Linked DNA regions of Homo sapiens: region 1 is linked to region 2. The links are chromatin loops, found by intact Hi-C in ENCODE. Cell type or tissue: PC-9. All regions are shown on one strand. Each heading gives the region's core, and the rest is flanking DNA. Links, peaks and the distances in the headings are about the cores only.

Region 1 (7,546 bases), core at 342-2,841, 100 kb after region 2:
CTGGACTGTCAGCTCCAGAGGGTGGGGGCTCTGTTTTGTTCACTGCTGCACCCCTGGTGCCTGGAACTGGGCTCGGTAGATACCAGCACATGGTTGGAGTTCTGCAGATAAGGGCCTTTCAGTTGGGGTTCAGTAGATATGGTAGGAGCTTAGTAGGTGCCCACGTGCAGAAGGACAGAGGAGAAGGCCATGTGCCCTTGGAGGCAGAGATCAGAGAGGTGCAGCCACAAGCCAAGGGTGTCCTGGGCTGGAAGAGGCAGGAAGGACCCTCCCCGAGAACCTCCTTAGGCAGCAAGGCCCAGCCCACACCTTGATGTCGGAGTCCGGCCTCCAGAGCCGTGAGAAAACAAATTCCTGGTGTTTTAAGCCCCAGAGTTTGTGGCAATTTGTTACGGCAGTAGGAAGAAGCTAGTACAGGCTTCCATGGGTGTTGGGGCGTGGGGGCCTCTGTAGACCCTGGCTGATGGAAAACCCGGAGTGTCATGGGGGTCGGGTGTGCACCAGGGTGTGGGGACATGCGCTTGTATGGGTGCCTGGGCCCTTTGCTTTTATTCCAGAGTTGGAGTCTCGCTCTGTCGCCCAGGCTGGAGTGCAGTGGCACCGTCTTAGCTCACTGCATTCTTGAACACCTGGACTCAAGCAATCCTCCCACCTCAACCTCCCGAGTAGCTGGGACCATGCCTGGCTAATTTTCTTATTTTTAATTTAATTTTATCTATTTATTTATTTATTTATTTATTTGAGACAGAGTCTAGCTCTGTCGCCCAGGCTGGAGTGCAGTGGTGCGATCTCAGCTCACTGCAACCTCCGCCTCCCAGGTTCAAGTGATCCTCCTGCCTCAGCCTCCCAAGTAGCTGGGGTTAAAGGGGTGCACCCCCACACCCAGCCGATTTTCATATTTTTTCTAGAGACGGGGTTTTGCCATGTTGGCCAGGCTGGTGTGTAACTCCTGACCTCAAGTGATCCATCTGCCCTCTTCAGCCTCCCAAAGTTCTGGGGTTATGGGCGCGAGCCACTGCGTCTGGCCTGTGTCTGGCTACTTTCACTCAGCATATTGTTTCTTTTTTAAATTGAGATGGGTTCTGGCTATATTGCCCAGGCTGGTCTTGAACTCCTGGCCTCAAGTAATCCTCCTGCCTCAGCCTCCCGAAGCGCTGGGATTACAGATGTGAGCCGCCGCGCCTGGCCCCTGGCTCTTTGGACGTGCCTGCCTCTGTGCCTTCATCACCCCCATCCCGTGCCCTCAGCCTCTGCTCCCTGCCGTACCTCTGGATGAGGTGGTGGCTGGGGTGGAGGTCTCCTCATGCAGCCCTTGGCTGTCCCTCCTGTCCCCAGTAGTCTTCAGGAAGGGAGGAAACGCGTGTGAGGGACAGGCACAGACCGGTTGTCCTCTCAGGGCAGCTCTGAGGTCAGACTCTGTGTGAGGCCCCGCCCTTGCCACCTCATTCCCCTCTCCTTCCAGTGAAGACCCCTTGACAGCAGAAGGGTGGACGTCCTGTCTCCCTGTCTGTAGCTCTGCCACCAGGAAGTCCTTCCCTTTGTCTGGCCTTAGTCCTTCCTGCTGCACGCAGAGAGCACTTCCGCTTGGCCCTCAGGGAGAGCAGCTGTGAAGGAACCAGCTCGGGCGCCAGGCCAGCCAGGTGGGGCACCCGGGCTCCTGGTTCTGCCTCTGCCCCACCGACCCCGGGTGGAGGGGGCGGGGATCCGGACATTCCTGTGTACCATGTTCCGGCTCCTTGAGCCACGTGTGACCACACTGGGGAGCCCCACAGGTACAGAGAGGTGTCCGTGAATCTCCGCTTTACGGCCAGGAAACAGGATCGCCCAGCCACGCCCACCAGGAGGTGGCAGGGTGGGCGGGTCCCCTGCCTGGTCAGCCTGCCTGTGCCCGCCTGCCCTGTCTCACCTGCGGCTGTGGGTTCTCTGCAGCCAGGCCTCAGGGCGCCTGCCCCCGGGCGCTGTTTCCATACTGGTGTCACAGGGCAGCTGGGCAGCCAGGTGAGCTCAGAAACCACCCAGAACAAACAGCCCCACCTCCCGCCTCACCTCCCTCAGCCAGTCAGCCTGTCGGGGCTGGAGCAGCTCTGCCATGGGCTGGCTCCTTTCATTCCTGGGCCCAAGCAGGTCTCCAGGCACAGCCCTCGGGCAGATGGGGCAGGGGGCACAGCGTGTCTGGGCTGGGAGGGAGCAGGGCTGGAGGGAGGGCAGGCGTTGTGCGTGGCGCAGGAAGCCGTCCAGCAGGTGGGAGAACATTGCGGCCTCCTTCTTGGGGTTCGTGGCTGGGGGCATTTGTCGGATTTGTGGCCAGGCCTTGGGAGGGTGTCGTGAAGTTGGGTCTCTGCTGCACCCTCAGTTCCAAGGCAGGGTCCCTTAAGTTTTCCTGGTCCCTGCAGCTCTGGAGGCGGGCTCAGGGCTGGGCCAGGAAGTGGGGGTGGCTGGGGCGGCCGCTGTGCAGTGCATGGAGCCCTCCAGCAGTGGCTCCCAAGGGTGGCGGGGCTCCCCGAGACACCACTATTGTTGGGGGCCAGGGGAGAGACTCACGCAGAGGCCCCCACCCAGAAGCTCCCAGGCAGTGCCCTCACTTCCTGGGCCAGGGCCGAGGGTGGGCTGACCTCCTCTCCCACGCGGGGTTGGGTCAGCAGGAAGCTGCTTGTGGACAGAGGCCTTCTGTTCCTGCCCCAGGGCCTGTAGCCAGACCTCTGTGGCCGCCTCTGGCCGGAACCCTCCAGGACGGGCGCGGGAGGGGGCTGCCTGTCCACCTACTGCAGGGGGACTGCCCAGGGCCCCACACTTTCCTTCCAGAGGCCCAGTGTGCAAGGTGGGGGCTCTGCGGCCTCCCCTCCCCAGTCGTCACCGCCCCCTGCCCACCCCCTCCTCTCCTGAGCTCTGCCTGGCCATGTCCTCGCTGTCTCTGAGGTTTGCTCCTTCCCCGAGTCCCCTCTCTGCCATCCCGACTGTGCCATCTGGTCCCTGTCTCTCTTGGGCCTCCCTCCACCATCTCCGCTGGGGTCTTCCTCTCTCTCTCCAGCTCTCTCTGTCCGTCCACCTGCCTCTCCCCACTCCCTCTGCTCCCTTCTCCGTGGGATTCTCTCCTGATGTGCTGGATGTGCCTCGGCTGGGGCTCCTTCCCTTCCAAGTCCTGCACCCCCCCGCCCTCCCCACTCCATGGCGGAATCTTGTTCCAGGAAGTAAACAGTGTGATGTCGGCCACCCAGGAATTTGGAGGGGGGTATACATTCCCAAGAGCCCCCAGAGGCGCCGGGGCAGAGGCCGGCTGGACTCCATGGGCTGAAGTTGATGGTCGTGGGTCAGTTAGAGGGGTGGTGGGGGCAGGTGTGGCCGGGCAGGGGCACGCACGGTGGAGAGTTGGCCAGGGCAAATCTTGTGACCGACACACAGACGGCAAATTCATTCCTTCAGCCAGTGTTGAAAGAATAAGTTACTGCCACAGAAATCTCACCAAGCACAGAACAAATGCATCACACGCATTTATAGGGCACCGACTGTGTGCCTGGCCCACGGTGTGTGTCTTGGAGCCGGGCCATGGTATACCTGATTTTAATTCTGAGGCTTCAAATAAGAGAAGATTAAACCCTGGAGGATGCCATGTCTCGGAGGTGGGCAACCTGCAGCCCCCATCCCACAGCCTGCAGGTTTGCAGCGGTGGCTGGGGCTGTGTCCCAGTTCCAGCCGTCTCACCATGGGTAGCTGGTCACTTGCTGAGTGGGGGGAAGCTGATGCATTTTTGTCCGGCAAGGACAGGGGTGTCCACCTGCTCAAGCTGCCCTTGCAAGGTCCCCCAAACGGGCGGTTTCAACAACGGAAAGTGTCCTCCCGCAGTTCTGCAGGCCAACGTCCCGGACGGAGGTGTGAGCAGGGCTGGGCCCTCCTGGGGGCAGGAGGGAGGATCTTCCCGGCCTCTCTCCTTGGCTCTGGGGTGGCCGTCTTCGCCCTGTGCCTTCACATCCTCTTCCCCTGTCAGTTTGTATCTGCATCCACATTTCCCTTTTATGAGGACACCAGCCATGGGACCAGGGCTCCCCGCAAAGAACCCTGTTTGAATTCTCTTATCTCCAAAGGAGGCAAAATGAATTCTCACCTCCAGAAAGACCCTGTCTCCAAATAAGGTCACGTGGTGGAATTGGAGGTTAGGGCTCCAATGTGTCATTTTCTTGGGGGGCTCCTGGAGACACGAGTGGGGTCTCCACCTGGCGATGTTGGTGGGGCTTGCGAGACGGTTCTGGCGGCGATTTCTGCCAGCATCGGGCCCCTGAGCTCAGCTGCTCAGGGGCCCCGGGGGTGTGAGCTCGGGGACAGCAAGGTGCATCTGGGGAGGGCCTGGCGGGTGCATCGGGCGGAGTGTGGGAAAAGCTGTTCTGTGCCGGGAGAGTGGAGCCATGGTCTGGAGGCTGGAGGGCCGGCCCTGGGGAAGGAGCTTGGGGCAGGATGGGTGGTGGCTGTGGGACCGGCCGGGGTGGTGCAGCCCAGTTGAATAGGCCTCAAACGCCCCGAATGCAGCTTGAACCTCATCCTGAGGCCGCGATGCTTGAACTCGCAGCCCAGACCTGTGCCGTGTGGGCACTGGCTCTGGTGTGTCCAGAGGGCCTGGGGTGCTCTGATCTGCCTGGAGCTCTGAGAGCCTGACTGTGGGTCTGGGGGTGAGATGGCCCTGCAGGGAAACCCACTGGACAGAGCCGCTGCTGGCCCCTGGGGTGGACGGAAACAAGTGCGGGAGGCAGACAGCCTCCTCCTCCTGCTTGTTTAGAGAAAAAACAGACTTGTGACACTGCCCTCCCGGCCGTCCGGGCATTCTTTCCGGGGACATGGCCGCTTTGGTCAGTGACCCTAGGGAAGGTCTGCAGAAGAGCTTGAGCTTTCAAAGGGCTGGGGGCGGGGAGAGAGGGAGGGAGAGCCGGCTCCTAAGCCCTGGGGGCTGAGGCTGACGCCCAGCATGGCTGCAGAGTCCCTGGGCATAGACAGCCACCCACGTGCCCTCGGGTCACACCCTCTCGGGGGACAAGCCCAGGCAGACAGAGGCATCGGCCCAGGCCCGAGCAGACGGAAACCGCTTTCGCTGCCACTGAGCCCAGGGAGGGGGCTCCTCGTCATCTGTCCACACGGAGAGGAGTCCGCGCCCCATCTTGTCCGGCGTGCAGAAGCTCCGCCTGTGCAGACGGGTGGTCCTGCCGTCTGAAACCTGTTACCTGGGAGGGGGTCCAAGCTGGAAACGGTGGAGGGTTCCCAAGGATCCCAGCAGATTGATGGACGGCAGGGCTGCAGGCGGACGGGGCGGGGGCTTCCTAAGGAGAGAGGTGGGCAGCCTGCAGCCCCCATCCCACTGCCCCCACCCCACCGTGTGGCTGCTGCCTGGCCTCAGTTTCCCCATCTGTGAAACAGGTGAAATGGGCTCACTGTCCGGGCCTCGGAGCATTCTTATGGGGGTCAGGGCCTGGCAAGGGCTGTGCAGGCTGGGCTCAGAACTAGGCCGCCCAGGCTGCGTGGCCACAGGGGTCTCGGCCCCCACTTCTCCGTTTGAGACCTGCCCAGCCTTCCTGTTTGCTGCAGCTACGGCCGTCAGATTCGCCACCAGGAGCTGCGGTTGTCCTCCCAGACAGGGAGACTGAGGCCCTGAGACCGAGGCTGGCCGGGGTCAGACATGCAGGCCGGGGTGAGGCAGGACACGGCTTGCAGCCCCAGCTCCCTCTGTGGGGCCAGGAAGCTTCTAGAACAGTCCAGTTCACGCTGACATGGCAGCAGCTGCTGTCCGGGACCCCACAGGCAGCAACGTGGACAGACGGGTCACGATCACTATATTTTTGTTTTTCTGAGACGGGGTCTCAGTGTGTTACCCAGGCTGATCTCGAATTCCTGGGCTCAAGCAATCCTTCTGCCTTGGCCTCCTGAGTAGCTGGGACTACAGGTGTGAGCCACTGCACCCGGCTTCCAGATCATGATTTAACCAACCCTCCCTCCCAGAAGCCGCAGCCCGTGCTGGGAGCCTGGTGGTTTTTGTCGGAGGGCCTGGGGCTGGGCTGGGGCCTCCTGGGATCTTGGTGTGTTTTCTGCCCAGGGTATCCTCCCAAGGTGCCCATCAGGAGTCCCAGGACCAGCTGGAGGTCACGTGGGGCTGTCCTCTTGGCGTCCCCAGAAGGGCCCTGCTGTCCAGGCTGGCCGGGGACCTCACCTCGGGAACTTCCCGGGACCCTTGCATCCCTGTGGTGTAGTGTGCGAGTCAGGGGTGAGGCTGGGCCCTCGCTGAGCACCTGGGAAGGCACTCCACCACCCAAAGAGAGAACCATGTAACCTCAGTGGGCTTGGCAGCTGTCTCCCCGCTGTGTGACCTGGGGCAGGTCCCCGAGCCGCTGTCTCTGTGAGATGCAGACATAACCGGTGTCTGCTCCACAGGTCGGGTGTGAGCCTTAGGTTGGTATTTGTGAAGCGCTGAGAAGGACACCCTTCACTGCAGGGTGAACAGAAGTCACCCTTCCAACAACAGAAGCGATGATGTGTGGGACGAGGTGGATCCGGGGCCTGTCCTGCCCTCGGGGGCAGCGTGGCTGGCCCTCTCTGCATATGGTGCCGTCCCCTGCCCTGGGAGCCTCTCTCCTCCGTTCCCTGTGGTCCTCTGGGGGCATCAGGCCTCTGCGACCCACCTGGTCACCAAGCGTTGTGATGGGAAGAGCCCCCTCCGAGCTGAGCTGTGCTGAACCGCCCTGGGCTGGTGACCTCACCTCCCAGGCCTGCTTCCTGCCACCTCTGACTGTGGCAGGAGCACTGGTGAGGGGCGGCCTGTCAGGGTACAGGAGGTGAAGCTGGGGCCGTCTGATGTCGTACTACGGTCCCAGCAGCATCACCGTGGCCGGAGCAGGGCCGGGAGCCCTGGCCTCTGCCCACCTGTGGTCCTGTGCCACCTCATTCCTTCACAGCCCCCCATCCTGGCCTCGGTTTCTCTGTTTGGGCAAGATGACCTCTGAGGCCCTCCAGCCCCTCCCTTCGTGGACTCTGAGCTGCTTTGGACATCATGTTTTTATCTTCCAGAAACTTCAGTGCTCTCAAGAAGGAAAATATTTATGAAAACAATAAACTGGTGAGTGGCCCCCGCCCCGGCCTCACAGCTGGCTTAGCCAGCCTGCTGAGCCCCACCCACGTCCGAGGGACCGAGGGACTCCCCCCAGGCCCTGCACCTGCCTTGGGAGTCCTGCCTGGGAATCGGGGGCTCCCTGACCAGCCCGGCAACGCGTCCTGGGCTGGGTGACCCTAGCGTTCTAGAAATAGCCTCTTATCTTGGCACCCAGGGCATACTGGTCCCCTCTTTTCCTGAGCTGGGGAGCAAGGTGCCAGGAGGTGGCTGGGGACCCTACTTCACTGCAAGGGGGCTCAGCCCAGTCTGCCTCAGGCAGAACAAGGGTCTGGGGGTGGCTGTGGGGGGCTGTGGATGGGTCCCAGTGGGCCTGCTGCCACTCCCACCACATGGGACCTGCCTTCCGGCCCTGCCAGGATTCCAGTCCTGCCCTGCTCACCCCAGCTTCCAGGCCCTTCCCTGTGT
Region 2 (13,797 bases), core at 7,066-9,565:
AACATGACCTCCGTGTGGGGGTAGGCGCGGGTCCTTCTGGGCTGAGGCTGCAGGACTTAGTCTTGTGGGGAGCAGTGTTGGCAGGCGTGGGCCTCAGGGTGGCATTTACAGCCCTGATAAGTGGCAGCCTGGGCCCCGCCTGGCTCTCCCTCCAGCCACTGCGAGGGACGCTTCGCTGATCCTGCCTGAGTTGGGATTTCTGAGGCTGGAAGTCGGAGCTTTGGACCCCTTCACTCTGACAGTCTCACGAGAAACAGCAGCAACTGGAGAGCTGGGTTGGGTGACCGGATCCCGAAGCGGAAACCAGGCGAGGCTCTGGAGCGAAGTGAGCGCCCAGTGGGCCCTTCCAGGGAGTTGGGGGTTTACTGCCTTAGGTACCTGTAAACAAACGGGCATAGGGTGTGTGTGGAATCAGAAAGGAATATTCCCCTTTTTCTTTTTCTTTCTTTTTTTTTTTTTTTAAATGGAGACTGGTCTCTGTGTTGCCCAGGCTGGTCTCAGAACTCCTGGCCTCAAGTGATCCTGCCACCTCAGCCTCCCAAAGTGGTAGGATCACAGGCATGCATCCTGCTCATTTCTTTCCTTTTTCTTCTTCTTCTTTTTTTTTTAATTGTCACGCCTATTACCCCATTCTGAACCCCTGCTTGTTTCTTTTTTTTTTTTTAAGGCAGAGTCTCCTTCTGTCACCCAGGCTGGAGCGCAGTGGTGCAATCTCAGCTCACTGCAACCTCCGCCTCCCGGGTTCAAATGAGTCTCAGCCTCCCGAGTGGCTGGGACTGTAGGTGTGCACCACCACGTTTGGCTAATTTTTTGTATTTTTTGGTAGAGACCGGGTTTCACCATATTGTTCAGGCTGGTCTGGAACTCCTGACCTCAGATGATCCACCCTCCTCAGCCTCCCAAAGTGCTGGGATTACAGGTGTGAGCCACCGCACCCAGCCTAACCCCTACTCATTTCTAATGGCTTCTGAAGTCCTGCAATTTTCTTTTTCTTTCTTTTTTTTTGAGATAGGGTCTCACTCTGTCGCCCAGTCTGGAGTGCAGTGGTGCAGTCTCAGCTCACTGCAGCCTTGACCTCCCAGGTTCAAGCCATCCTCCCATGCTCAGCCAAGCCACCCAAGTAGCTGGAACTACAGGTGCCTGCCTCATGCCTGGAGCGCCTAATTTTTGTATTTTTAGTAGAGATGGGAGTCTCACTATGTTGCCCAGGCAGGTCTTGAACTCCTGGACTCAAGTGATCCTCCCACCTCAGCTTCCCAAAGTGCTGGGATTCCAGGCGTGAGCCACCACACCTGGCCAATTTTCTCGCTATTAGAAACCCTCGAGGACAGGGGATGGGAGGGGCCGTTTCAGATGCTGGTCCGATTTCAAAGGAGTTTGGAAGGTGAGTTTGCTAAAGATGGGACAGAAGGAAACTGACTCTTCAAGGACTCACTCCTTCAGGAGATTGAGGACCTGCTGAGCACCCAGTGCCATGGTGCCTGCTGGGTCACCCACAGCCGTGGTCCCTGCCCCTGCGGGTTCACAGCCCAGTTGGCTGTCAGGCAACCTTAGTATGAGAAGAAGAGAGCAGGGGAGTCCCATGTGGGGATCCTGCTAGACTTCCTGGAGGAAGCACCGATGCTTGAGGGCCCCTTGCAGGGGCCCGCTGCCCCCACCAGTGTCTGCGTTTGGGGGGGCCACCAGGGGATACTGAGGCACACCCATCCCCGGCAGATAGGACTCCCTGCCCAGGGCTTCCACCCAACCTCCCTCGGGCAGGCTGGCATCGGGGTCTCCAGCCCCTCATGAAATCCTACGTTGAGTCCCATTTGGTGTCTGCCTCTTTGGGGACCTGAGCCCACAGTTTTAAGGGCCTTGAAGGAGTCAATGGGAGGAAAAGGGGAGGAGCATCTGCACAGGAGCGAGGCCCCAGCGGGTAGCATGTGTGTCGGGACGGCTGCGGGGACTCGGCCACCACCAGAGGAAGGGGATCTGTCGGGACGGCTTCGGGGACTCAGGATGACTGCCAGAGGAAGGGGACCTGTCGGGGGGCGGCTCAGGATCACCGCCAGAGGAAGGGGACCTGTCGGGGGGCAGCTTGCCGAGGGCTCAGCCTTGAACCGGGGGCCAGGGTGTGACATCAACAGGTTAATATCTTAGAGCGGGTGCCCGGGCAGAAGCCTCGCCATTCGGTATTAGCCCATAATTACTCACACTTGTCTAAAAGTCAGATGTTTTCGCTGGGTGTGGCGGCTCATGCTGGGAATCCCATCTACTCGGGAGCCTGAGACGGGGAGGATGGCCTGAGCCTGGGAGTTTGAGCCCAGCTTGGGCAACAGAGCAAGACCCCATCTAAATACATACATGCCTGTCTAAATACATGCATGCCTGTGTAAATACATGCCTGTGTAAATACATGCCTGTCTAAATACATGCCTGTCTAAATACATACATGCCTGTCTAAATACATGCCTGTCTAAACACATACATGCCTGTCTACACACATACATGCCTGTCTACATACATACATGACTGTCTACATACATACATGCCTGTCTACATACATACATGCCTGTCTAAATACATACATGCCTGTCTAAATACATGCCTGTCTCCACCTATAAAAACCGGACAGTTTTGTGGAAGAGCCACAGCTTCTCTCATGTAACCAGCGGGGACACGGCGTGGACGGGGCTCCAGTGTGAGTCCGGATGCGGGTCTGCGGCTTGTGCTTCCTGACCTGTCCCTTAGCGATAACAGTAGACCTGCTCACTGGCCGTGGGATCACCCTTCCCACCAGGGCTGCCCATTCAATCCTCACCCCGTGAGTGGCTCCCCGCATTTTCCTTACACGGAAGCAGGCCGCACCCCAGAGAGTGGGGAAGCTGGAATCACCATGCAGGGTGCCCTGGAGCCCCCATCCCCCAGTCAGGGGCCCCCGTGGTTCTCCTTCATGGCTTCCTTTTTTTTGAGACGGAGTCTCACTCTGTCGCCCAGGCTGGAGTGCCGTGACGGGATCTCAGCTCACTACAACCTCTGCCTCCTGGGTTCAAGTGATTCTTCTGCCTCAGCCTCCTGAGTAGCTGGGATTACAGGCGCACACCACCATGCCTGGCTAATTTTCCTATTTTTAGTAGAGATGCGGTTTCACCATGTTGTTCAGGTTGGTCTCGAACTCCTGACCTCAGGTGATCCGCCTGTCTCAGCCCCCCAAAGTGCTGAGATTACATACTTGAGCCACTGTGCCCGGCCACGGCTTCCTTTTCTTTCACGCCGCAACTGCACCAGGGCAATGGTTCTTGCCAAGGCCAAGGTTGGCTTTGCCTCCACGCCTGCTGGTCTGGTGCGGCACTGTTTTGGTGCGGGACTGTTTTCAGGAGAGCATTGGCTCCTGAGAGCCAGGCCTGGGAGGCCTGTCCTGTCTAATTGGGCCCTCATGACTGCCCTTCAAAGGTAAGTCATGAAGGCCGGACACAGTGGCTCACACCTGTAATCCCAGCACTTTGGGAGGCTGAGGCAGGCAGATCACCTGAGGCCAGGAGTTCGAGACCAGCCTGGCCAACATGGCGAAACCCCGTCTCTACTAAAAGTACAAAAAGCCAGGCTTGGAGGCATGTGCCTGTAATCTCAGCACTTTGGAAGTCTGCGGCAAGCAGATTGCTTGAGCCCAGGAGTTCGAGACCAGCCTCGGCAACATGGGGAAACCCCATCTCTATATCTAAAAAAGCGTATAAAGAAAAAAATTAATTTCGTAAAAAAAATAAAGGTAGGTTGTGGAGAAGCTAAGGCTCAGGAGGGGCGGGCAGGTTGCCTGGAGGCTCCTGGGATGTCCACACAGCTCTGCCACATGTCATGTGCAGGGTCCCACGGCCACCCGCCTTGAAGGCGATGCCGAAACGGGCATATAATTGAGACTGGCCCCCCAGTGCCCTCCCGAGGTCCTCCTTCACAGCCGCCTGGCAGCCGGTAACAACACAGACCAAGGCTAAGCACCTCCGCCATCCAGCTAGCTCCTGTGCTGTAAATCAGATGGCGGCAGCTGTGGAAGGGCCCCGGCCCTCTGCTTTCTGGGCCCGCTCCCAGCCTCATCACTCCTGAGCAGCCCCTGCTCCAGCGAGGAGCTCTGTGGAGCCAGCTGTGGTTGCAGGCAGGGCCATCTGCTTTGGGGATTGCTGCTCCTTTAGGAGGATGAGCTGCCTGTGGTTTTTACCCAGAGATCCAGCTGGAATCGCAGCTCCCAGACACTCACGGCTCACTGTGAGTGATGAACACGGGGCCCATGGCAGCCGCTGCGGCCGAGACAGTGGACAGTGTTCACTCTTTAAGGCGATGCCCTTGCGCCCACACAGTGCGACGTCCAGCACTGTTTTCTGCTCAGCTGCGAGGGAATCTCCCCAAGCCTCCCCACCACCCCCTTTTCCTAAGTGGACCTGGGGGCCTTGGAGGTCAAGAAGAGCCAGTGGGGGCCCTGTTCTTGGCTGTCATTTCAAGCGGCTTCTCCAGGGGGTTGACAGAGCCCTGGGCCCACGTGGACGGATGATGACAAATGACCTGCGGAGGGAGACGGTGGCACGTGGGGACCAGCGGAGTGAGCTGGCCTCGGCTATCTTGTTGAGTGCCTGGGAATGGAATTGGAACAGGAGGCCCGGTAAGTGACTGGAAGACTGGAATGAGGGCCTGACCGATGGGAATGAACCAGAGACAGCGGAATGATGTGCAGATGACTGAGGGAGGCACCCTGCCACGCTGGTTTTATAGTTTGGCATCGCAGCGAGAAAAACAACAAACCCCGTCTTGTGTGTGGTGAGGGGTGGCTCCGGCAGAGAGTGAGGATGCGTGAATTCCAAAACAACTGTGAGAAGACCAAAGGCGCCAGAGCTCTGGGGATTCAGATTCGCTTTCAGAAATAATGCCGGGTGCGAGGCTCACGCCTGTAATCCCAACGCTTTGGGAGGCCGAGGCGGGAGGATGGTCTGAGCCAGGGAGGCAGAGGTTGCAGTGAACCCAGATCATGCCACTGTACTCCAGGCTGGGTGACACAGCGAGACCCTGTCTCCAAAAAAAAAAAAAAAAAGAAGAAGCAAGAAAGAAGCACACATCTGGGGATGTTTTGATGAAGACTCTGCTCTCGTGGGCCCCAGAACACCCCGAAATAGGCTGCACGAAGCCGTGAGCCCCGGCACCTGAAGGCGCGAAGCTGGGCTGGGAGTTGCTCACTGGCAAGGTGGGTGTCAGCCTGAGGAGGGCAGAGGTCAGCTGCCCCTAGCTGGGCATGATTTAGGACACAGGACGGGAGGGGGCACTGGGTCTGGAAGGAAAGGCAGGGGAGGGAGGGAGGGGTCTCCAAGGAAAGGGAAGCCAGCAGTGCTGTTCCTAAGCAGGATTCCATGGAACTCGCAGACAGGACTTGGGACACGCACCTGCCCTGCCCGTCTGACCTCACCCCGCCCACCCAGGAGGGGAAGCGCCGTGGAGGCCACTTCACAGGAGGGAAGATCAGGGTCCAGGGCCATGCTTGACGCCCCCCACCCAAGGTTTAGCCCAGGAAGGGGGAACAAACCGCAGCTCCAACCCTGCCCCCCACCCATTAGCCAGGGGCCTGCAGCTCCTGACTCAGCTTCCCCCATCAAACAGGGGCTCGTCCTGCCCCACCCGGGTGGGAGACCCAACCTTCCAGGCCCACAGGAGCTCGTGCGTGCGTCTCACGTTCCAGTCACCCGGGTAGCAGGCGTGCGTGGGCAGGGGCAGAGCTTGGTGGCGATCCGTGTCCCGACACCCTCAGGCTCCCGAATGGGACTTTTCAGGGGTGAGGGGGCCAAAGAAGGGGAGGCAGGGGCTGCGTCACTCGTGAAGGGGCATCGGGACCCCAGCCCACTTGTGGTCCCACGTCTGAAATCCACCGGACAGGGAGATTGGTCCAGGCTCACACCCGCTGGGATGGCAGGAGGCAGGGGTGGCACGTGGACAGATGTGGGTCCCAAAATCCGGGCAGGGGGGAAGGTGGAGGGTGTGGTCCGTGCCAGCTGTACCCAGGCAGGTAGGGCTGGCTGGGTGGGGAGGGGGTGGGGCTGGGAGGAGTTCCTGGGTCTGGGGAGAGGCCACTGCTCAGGAGCAATCATCTCTCAGGGACCCAGGCTGCCCGCCGCTGTGAGGAGGCGGCAGCAGAGGCCAGGAGGCCGGGGGCCGAGCTTCAGGCCCACCCCGCCTTGGCCCCCCCCTCAGGCCCAGAGACCTGCAGCCAACCTGCCTGACAGGCTGAGCGCCACCAGGGAGGTGAGCTGCGTGGGTGTGGGAGTGCGAGAGTGTGTGTGTGGGGGAAGGGGGTGCATACCAGAGGGGTATGGTGTCCAGGCTGAGCCCCTGCACTTCAATGGGGTGGGGGGCTCCTCGAAAAAAAAAACATACCTTGAAATTCGGAGAATCACAGTCCGCCAACCCCTAAGCCTCACCGCCACCTCAGAGGCTGGGCCCCAGGACGGCACCTGGACACCAAACAGGGTCTCCAGCCAGCCTGGCAAGTCCAGGCCAGACGAGCACCCCCCATCCTGGCTCCAGATGAAAGGGTGCCCCCGACCCGTACACGCCCAGGGCTGGCAGCTCCCTCAGGTGAAGGCAAGTATAGGCAGGCCCTGGGTGACTTTCTGGGGATGGGGGCAACAGAGGGACCAGGGACAGGAGCAGGGAGGTGGGGGCTTGGCCCCGGAGGACAGGACGGGAGACCTATGGGAGGAAGAGAGCAGATCCTTGGGACGGCCCCACCCTGGGATCTGGGGCTGATGGGCTCAGGCAGAACAGAATTGCTCGAGAGTCAGAAGCTGAGGCAAGCGCCCCCCTATGACCTGCCAGGTCGCCAGGTCAGCTGAGACAGTGGAGCTGAGTCCCAGGGCCTGGCCAGGCTGGCTCTCCCATGCAGCAGCCTACGTCCCTAGAAGGGCAGATGACAGGGAGGCCAACCTGAGGCCCTGGCCCGGCCTCCCTGACCTGCCGCATAGCTCTTGCCGGTGGAGACAGGCCCAGGCTGGCATAGGCTCTGCCTGAGGTCACAGACACCTCACACAGCCAGAGCCAGGCCCCAGCTTGTGGCATGTGGTCCAGGGCCTGCTCCTCCTGGCTGTGGGGGCTGCTCCCCGGCCCCAGTGAGGAGGGGGCATGTGGGTCACCAGGAGGCCATGCTGCCTGCCCGCCCCACGCGGCTCTCAGGAGGCCGTGCCCGTGGACAGGAGCCGGGGGAATCCCAGAAGCAGAGCCGGGAGGATGTGGAGCCCCATCCCTGTCACCCCCTGCTCACACCCGGGGCTGCTGCCTTGGTGAACTGCTGGCCAGGGCCCCCAGGGGAGGGCCGCGGGACCTGGGAAGCCGGGTGTCTGAGATGGGTGCCCACCGGTCACCTCATCCCCCTAGTGTGCAGCTCAGCCTGGGACATCAAATGAGCCAGCCCTGAGGAGGCGGCTCCTGGGCGCCCCGAGTTCCACCCAGCAGTGAAGGAGGCAGGCAGGGGGGTACACCATGCCTGTCCGCATCTGCAGAGAGACGGGCAGGCAGGGGGTCGGGGTGGGCACTAGCAGGGCAGCCGGCCTGGAACCAGGCAACAGCTCATGGGCCCTCAGCCGGGTTTCTCATGAGAGCAGGAGGAGGTGGCTGTGCCAGGGCCAGGGTGTGGGACTGGCTGGGCGGCTTCTCAGCCTCCCCACAGCTCTGGGCACCTGGACGCAGTGAACAATGGTCAGAGGGCCCCGTCGCCTGGATCTGGGCAGACAGGTCTGTCCTGCAATGGGCTTGGTCAGTGTCCCGCCCCCGCCAGAAAAATCAGGCCCAGCCGGCCCTGCCGCCTCCTGTGACCGGGCGCAGAGGCTGTGACACCAGCACCGGGTGAGGCCTCGATCAGCCGGCGAGCCCTGTGAGCAGGTGGCAGAGCGGTCAACCTCCCGACTGCCCCTCCCTGGGGACCAGGCCCTGCTCCTGACATCCCCAGACCAGTACACTTGGTCCACGGTTCCCGAGCTGGCGCATCTGGCTCAGCCGGGACAGCTGTGGGCTGAGGAGATCAGCAGGCCTCCCTGTCCAGTGCCCAGCTGGCCCTGTGAGAAAACCCCACCTTTTTCCACAGAGGATCTGCCTCTGGCGGAAGACAGAGCTTTGGAGGTCCCTCAGTCTGTGTCCGGGGCCCAAGCCCTGAGCCTGCCCGAAGCCAGAGCCCTCCCAGAAGCCTGGCTCTGCTGGCTCCAGCCAAAACGGTCCTGCTGACATCTAGCCACAGTGCCTCCTGCTGTCTGCACAGCCATTCCCACCGTCAGCCCAGGGAGGGGCCCGAGGCTTCATCCTGTGCTGGGGGCTGGACGCAAATCAAGCAGGGGCTGGGGCCTCAGTTTCCCTGCCTGTAGCATGAGCGAGTTGGATGAGGGGATTCCCGGTCCCTTCCAGCTCTGCGCATGCCCAGGCACCAAAGTCTTCACCCTTCAAACGGGCCCCCAGCCATCGTCACTTCATAGTTGTCCGTGACGGTGATCCCGACACAGCCAGAGGGCGACATCCACACGCGCTGAGCCGACTGCCTGGGGCTCTGCAGGCCGGGTGGGAGGCCGGCAGGAGTACCTGTGGCTGCAGTGGGAATGCAGCTGGATGGAAGTTGGGGACCGCCTTCCAGCACCCCTGCCTGGCCAAAGGGAGACCTTAGCCCACAGGGTCACCGCCTCAGCAGGACAGCCCCCACCCCGCAAGCCCTGTGCCCCGAGCATGGACAGGGCACAGCTCTAGGCTCTGGCAGCTCCTGCAGAGGGAGGACCAGCAGCAAACACAGACAGGTGGACAGGGAGTCACACACACAGTGAGGAGGGTGATGGGACAGCGGGGATGGTCTCTCCAGAGGTGACGCCTGAGGCTGCAGGACAGAGTCACCCGGGAGCAGGGTCGGTTGGTCCAGAAGGTCCCTGCCTGGGGAGCAGGCAGGCTCCAGGAGGGCCCAGCCAGGGTGTGCATGCTGTGGCTCTGGGCCCGGGCCCGGGTGGGCGCTGATGGGGAGGTTAGGCAAGGCGGGCCTGAGAGCTGGGCACGACTTCCTGAGCTTGTTCCCCACCTGGGAGCCTCCCTGGAGGGACAGTGTCAGTGGAGGAGTTGGGAAAAGCAGGCAGGGTGTCCCAGGGAAGGATGGGCCTCAGCCCGGGCCCCTCACGGACCCCTCAAGGATGCTGGACGCGTTGATGCGCCTCTCGTTCCCATCTCTAAAAGGGGAACAGGCCGGACGTGGTGGCTCAAACCTGTAATCCCAGCACTTTGGGAGGCTGAGGCGGGCAGATCACCTGAGGTCAGGAGTTCAAGCCCAGCCTGGCCAACGTGGTGAAACCCCGTCTTTACTAAAAATACAAAAATTAGCTAGGTGTGGTGGTGGGCGCCTGTAATCCCAGCTACTCGGGAGGCTGAGGCAGGAGAATCACTTGAACCCAGGAGGCGGAGGTTGCAGTGAGCCGAGATCGCGCCATTGTACTCCAGCCTGGCGACAGAGCGAGGCTCCGTCTCAAAAAATAAATTAATTAAAAATAAAAGGGGAACAGTGGCTCCAGTCATTCCAGCCTCAACCCCTTGAGCCCTGTTGCTCAGGGCTGTGGGAGGGTAGGAGATATGAAGGACAAGGAGTGTGTGGATCCGTTGCGGGCATGGAGCGGGACTTGGTAATGGTGGCCCCAGCGGCATGAGCCCAAGCGTAACCAGAACAGGACAAGAGGTGGGCTGAGGGCCCACATCCCTCTCCCAGGAGCCGGGGTGAGTGAGTTTTTTCTCCACAGGGGCCTCTGCATGGGGGTGACAGGGACCCTCAGGGCCCCGCAACCCCTTGCCAGACCCCAAAGGGTCCAGGGACTGGGCTGTCACTCCCCCTCTCCTGCCTTGATCCACAAAAACCAGAAATATTTCCTTTTTTTTTTTTTTTTTTTTTTGGACACAGAGTCTCCCTCTGTCCCCAGGCTGGAGTGCAGTGGTGTGATCTCAGCTTACTGCAACCTCCGCCTTCTGAGTTCAAGCGATTCTCCTGTCTCAGCCTCTTGAGTATCTGGAATTACAGGTGCACGCTGCCACACCTAGCTAATTTTTGCGTATTTCGTAGAGACGGCGTTTCACCATGTTGGCCAGGCTGGTCTCGAACTCCTGACCTCAAGTGATCCACCCACCTTGGCCTCCCAAAGTGTGGGGATGACAGGCGTGAGCCACCACGCCCGGCCCAGAAAACAAATGTTTTCAACTCATCTCTTGGGGCGTGGATTTTTTTTTTAATTCAGATGAAATTCACATAACATCAATTTACCCAGGTTTAAGTGAACGATTCGGTGGCGGTAAGTATATCCACAGTGCTGTGTGCCTGCCGCCTCTACCTCATTTCAGGACTCCTGTCACCCCCCAGAGAAACCCTGTACCATTAGCTCTCCACCCCTCCTCCTGCAGCCCGGCCCTCCTTGGCCTGCCGCAGACCTCTCCCACGTGTCCCCACCAGGTGGCAGCTGCCTGGCCGTCTGGCATAGGCAGGTGAGGGCGCCAGGCGGCCAGCAGGTTCCTGGGAGCCAGCTGCCACCCAGCAAACAACCGGGAGGATAGGGTGTCAGCCGTGGGAGGGGACAGGAGGGGACGGGCCTGCAGCCTGGGGCCCAGGTGGGCCACTGGGGACGTGAGGCACTGGCCGCCCCGCCCCAGCCTGGCACAGCCCTTCAGATCCTGGCCTTGCCGCACCCACAGTGGGGCCTCCAGTTGGGGCCACGTGGCCATGAGAATGACCAGCTAGGCTTCCCTGGAGGCCAGGCCTCCCTGGACTGGGCCAGGTGCTTCCTGCCAGCAAAGGTAGAGCTGGGCCCTGTGACCGCAGACCAGAGGGAGAGGAGGAGGCTGGACTGGGCTGCGAGTGTGGGAGAGGGTGGACTCAGGGCCCCAGCAGGTTAGTGGGAGATGGAACAGGCACCCAGGGCTGCCAAGAACCCCAGCAAAGCCGGGCTCCCAGGTGGGTGGACAGGTCCCAGAGCCAGTGAGGGCCGGCTCCTCCCATGAGGGTGGCTGCACACCCCCTCCTGCCGGGGCAGGCAGTGCTGGTCTGCGCCCGCTCCCCAGCCCTCCCGGGCAGGCAGGGCGGCAGGGGTTCCCCCTCTTCTGCCCCACTGGAAGACGGTCTTTGTCCCCTAAGAAGCAGGCTCCCTGCAAGCCTGAGACTCGGAGTTGGAAGCTGGTTTTACAAGGGGGAATTGAGGTGGGACCCTCAGGTCGCAGGTGGTTGATGGGTGAGCTTCGATGGCTGAGCTCGGAGCAGGGAGGGAGCCGGGCCTGGCGCTGGTGTCCGTGTGGGGGGTGCGGCCTGGTGGGTGGCTCAGCCTCAGCTCCCGTCTCACTGTCTCCTCCCTCCCCCGCTGCTTCCTGCTGCCGGGAGCCAGTACCTTTGCCCTCACTCCTCCCGGTGTGTGTCCTCCCTCCCTCTGCAGATGAGTAATGTCTCAGGGATCCTGGAGACAGCCGGCGTCCCCCTGGTGTCAGCGAACTGGCCGCAGCCCAGCCCCCCACCGGCTGTGCCAGCTGGGCCGCAGATGGACCACATGGGGAACAGCTCCCAGGGGGCCCCCTGGCTCTTCCTCACCTCCGCACTGGCCCGAGGCGTCTCGGGGATCTTCGTGTGGACTGCCCTGGTGCTCACCTGCCACCAGGTAAGCCCTTCCGCCCCCGAGCCTCCTTCAGGACCTTGGTCTCCACAGGACGTGGCCGTGGCTCAGCCCGGTCCCCCTGGGTGCCGCTGCTATAGACGCTGTCAGAAGTGGGATCGGCCAGGGCACGGGGGAGGGGATGAGCTTCCCCAGGATGTGGCATGTGGGAGCTGGGCCTGAAAATGGGGAGATCTCTGCCAGGCTGAGGGCAGAGCGCCCACCGGGCACCCCTGGCTATTTCACAGGCTCGTCACTCGGCTCACTGAGGTCTGCAGTGTGGTCCCATTTCACAGACAAGAAGACTGAGTCTCAGAGAGACCAGAGGTCTTTCCCAGGCTCACATAGCTGGAAAGGGGAAGGGGCCTTCTCCTTCCAGAGGCGTGACACCCTGGAGAAGGCTGGTGGGAGGTTGGCAGGGGGTTGGACTTTGCTCTGTAGGGAGCTGGGGAGCAAAGGTCACAGCTTGTTAGAGGGACCGGGACTCCTGTGCAGGAGATGGGCGAGAAGCAACTTCCCCAAGCCCGAAGCCACACACAGCCCCCGACCCGGAGCAGTCCCCAGGTGGGAACAGAACAGCCCCCAGGTAGAGAAGCGGCCAGGCGCTGTGGCAAGGAAGGGCCAGGCAGGGGCAAGGAGGAAGTGGTGCCCGAGGGCAGGGGCTGGGCAGAGAGGGCAGGGAGTCAGGGACAGGACCCTCCTGAGAGACTCAGATACACAGAGAGGCCAGGGCGGTGTGCGCAGGGGTGGGGTGGGAGTGCGTGTGTAGGCCCGCGAGGGCCACACGGCTGCAGGGATTTGTCCAGAGCCCTTGACCCCAGTGCGGTGAGGTGGCTTTCAGGGGGTGCTGGGAGCCCAGGAAGGCTGTGGAGGGCTGGGCTGAGGGCAGAGCTGCTTCCCGGGTGCACGGGGCACTGGTGTAGGGAATGGATCTGTAGGTGAGCTGGGGCAGGGGGCCATCAGGAGACTGGCAGGCAGGGACACCGGTGGCCACAAGTCTCCGAGGGAGCATCTCAGTGACAGTTTATTAACTGCTTATTAGCCGGGCATGGGGGCCTGCACTGTTAGTCCCAGCTACTTGGGAGGCTGAGATGGGAGGATCGCTTGAGCCCAGTTCAAGGTTGCAGTGAGCTGTGAACAGATAACCAGAACCCACGGTAGACGTGTATGAGTGTGGCCTGGAGTGTGCAGAGCCGCGGAGGCAGTGCCGAGGCAGGCCCTTCCTGTAAGGCCATCAGAGAGGGCTTCCCGGAGGAGGCCGTCTTTCCGCTGTAATCCTGGGAACCGGCTGTGTGTGCGCGGCTGTAGTGTGGCTTTAGCTTCATGGGGCCTCGCAGTCAAGACAGGGCTCATGGAGACCCCTTGGGCTGGAGTTCAGGCCCTGTCCCACCCCTGAGCCCACCGCCAGAGTCACCCTTGAGTGAGGAGTCCCAGGCAGGACACAGAGTGGCTGGATCCCCCTCACTTTATACATGGGAGGACCGAGGCCGGAGAGGACAGTGGCTTGTCAAGGTCACCCAGCCAGGCAGCGCCAGCCCCGGGAGAGGTCTCCTGATGGCTGGTCATGCCGTCCCTCCCAGGGACCATCGGGGAGCGTGTGACTGATAAGAGTCTGTTCCTGCCTCCAACCTCCCCCAACTCCCTGAGCTGCACCCCAAGCGGCCAGGTGCACGTAGCCTCTGCTCGCCCACCGCCACGCATGCACCTCCTCCAGAAGGCCTTCCCCAGGAGCCCCTGTGCGCCCAGCTCCCAGGCTCGGCTGACCCTGTCTCAAAGACCCTGTAGTTGAGTTGTATCCTCACAGAAAACATGGAAAATCGGTCAGGCGTGGTGTCTCACACCTGTAATCCCAGCATTGTGGGAGGCCAAGGCGGGTGGATCACCCGAGGTCAAGAGTTTGAGACCAGCCTGGCCAACATGGGGAAACTCTGTCTCTACTAAAAATACAAAAATTAGCCGGGCATGGTGGTGCGCGCCTATAATCCCAGCTACTCAGGAGGCTGAGGCAGGAGAATCACTTGAACCCGGGAGGCGGAGGTTGCAGTGAGTTGAGATTGCGCCACTGCACCCCAGCCTGGGCAACAGAGCAAGACTCCGTCTCAATAAAAAAAATAATAATTAAAAATTAAAAAAAATAAAAACGTGGAAAATC

What was found. Hi-C counts contacts between places; a loop is a spot of excess contacts. Peaks named below come from ENCODE experiments on the same cell type or tissue, not always from the same donor. Only the 100,000 strongest peaks of a DNase experiment are listed, where the experiment ranks them.
Region 1: it touches region 2 in a loop (9-fold over the local background); 2 of 110 quality-filtered maps call a loop at or near these places.

The regions. Positions count from the first base shown.
Region 1 is chr7:1,449,781-1,457,326 of GRCh38, reverse strand. MICALL2 (MICAL like 2) reads left to right here. Exons shown (of 17, transcript NM_182924.4): 2 at 7,039-7,087. Among named protein-coding and RNA genes, the nearest start is that of MICALL2, 5.9 kb to the left of the region's middle. RefSeq lists a silencer at 2,520-2,814 and an enhancer at 4,963-5,514. In PC-9, for the core only: no CTCF peak of the experiment used is centred there; a DNase peak (open chromatin) is centred at 1,826; H3K4me3 peaks cover 1,311 bases; H3K27ac peaks cover 1,469 bases.
Region 2 is chr7:1,553,120-1,566,916 of GRCh38, reverse strand. It overlaps TMEM184A (transmembrane protein 184A), which reads left to right and starts at 10,712. Exons shown (of 9, transcript NM_001097620.2): 1 at 10,712-10,803; 2 at 11,433-11,651. The coding sequence starts at 11,433. RefSeq lists enhancers at 6,068-6,568, 6,569-7,069, 10,294-11,093, 11,230-11,524, 11,094-11,894 and silencers at 10,437-10,526, 10,567-10,636, 12,004-12,186. In PC-9, for the core only: a CTCF peak has its summit at 8,389; a DNase peak (open chromatin) is centred at 7,736; H3K27ac peaks cover 1,413 bases.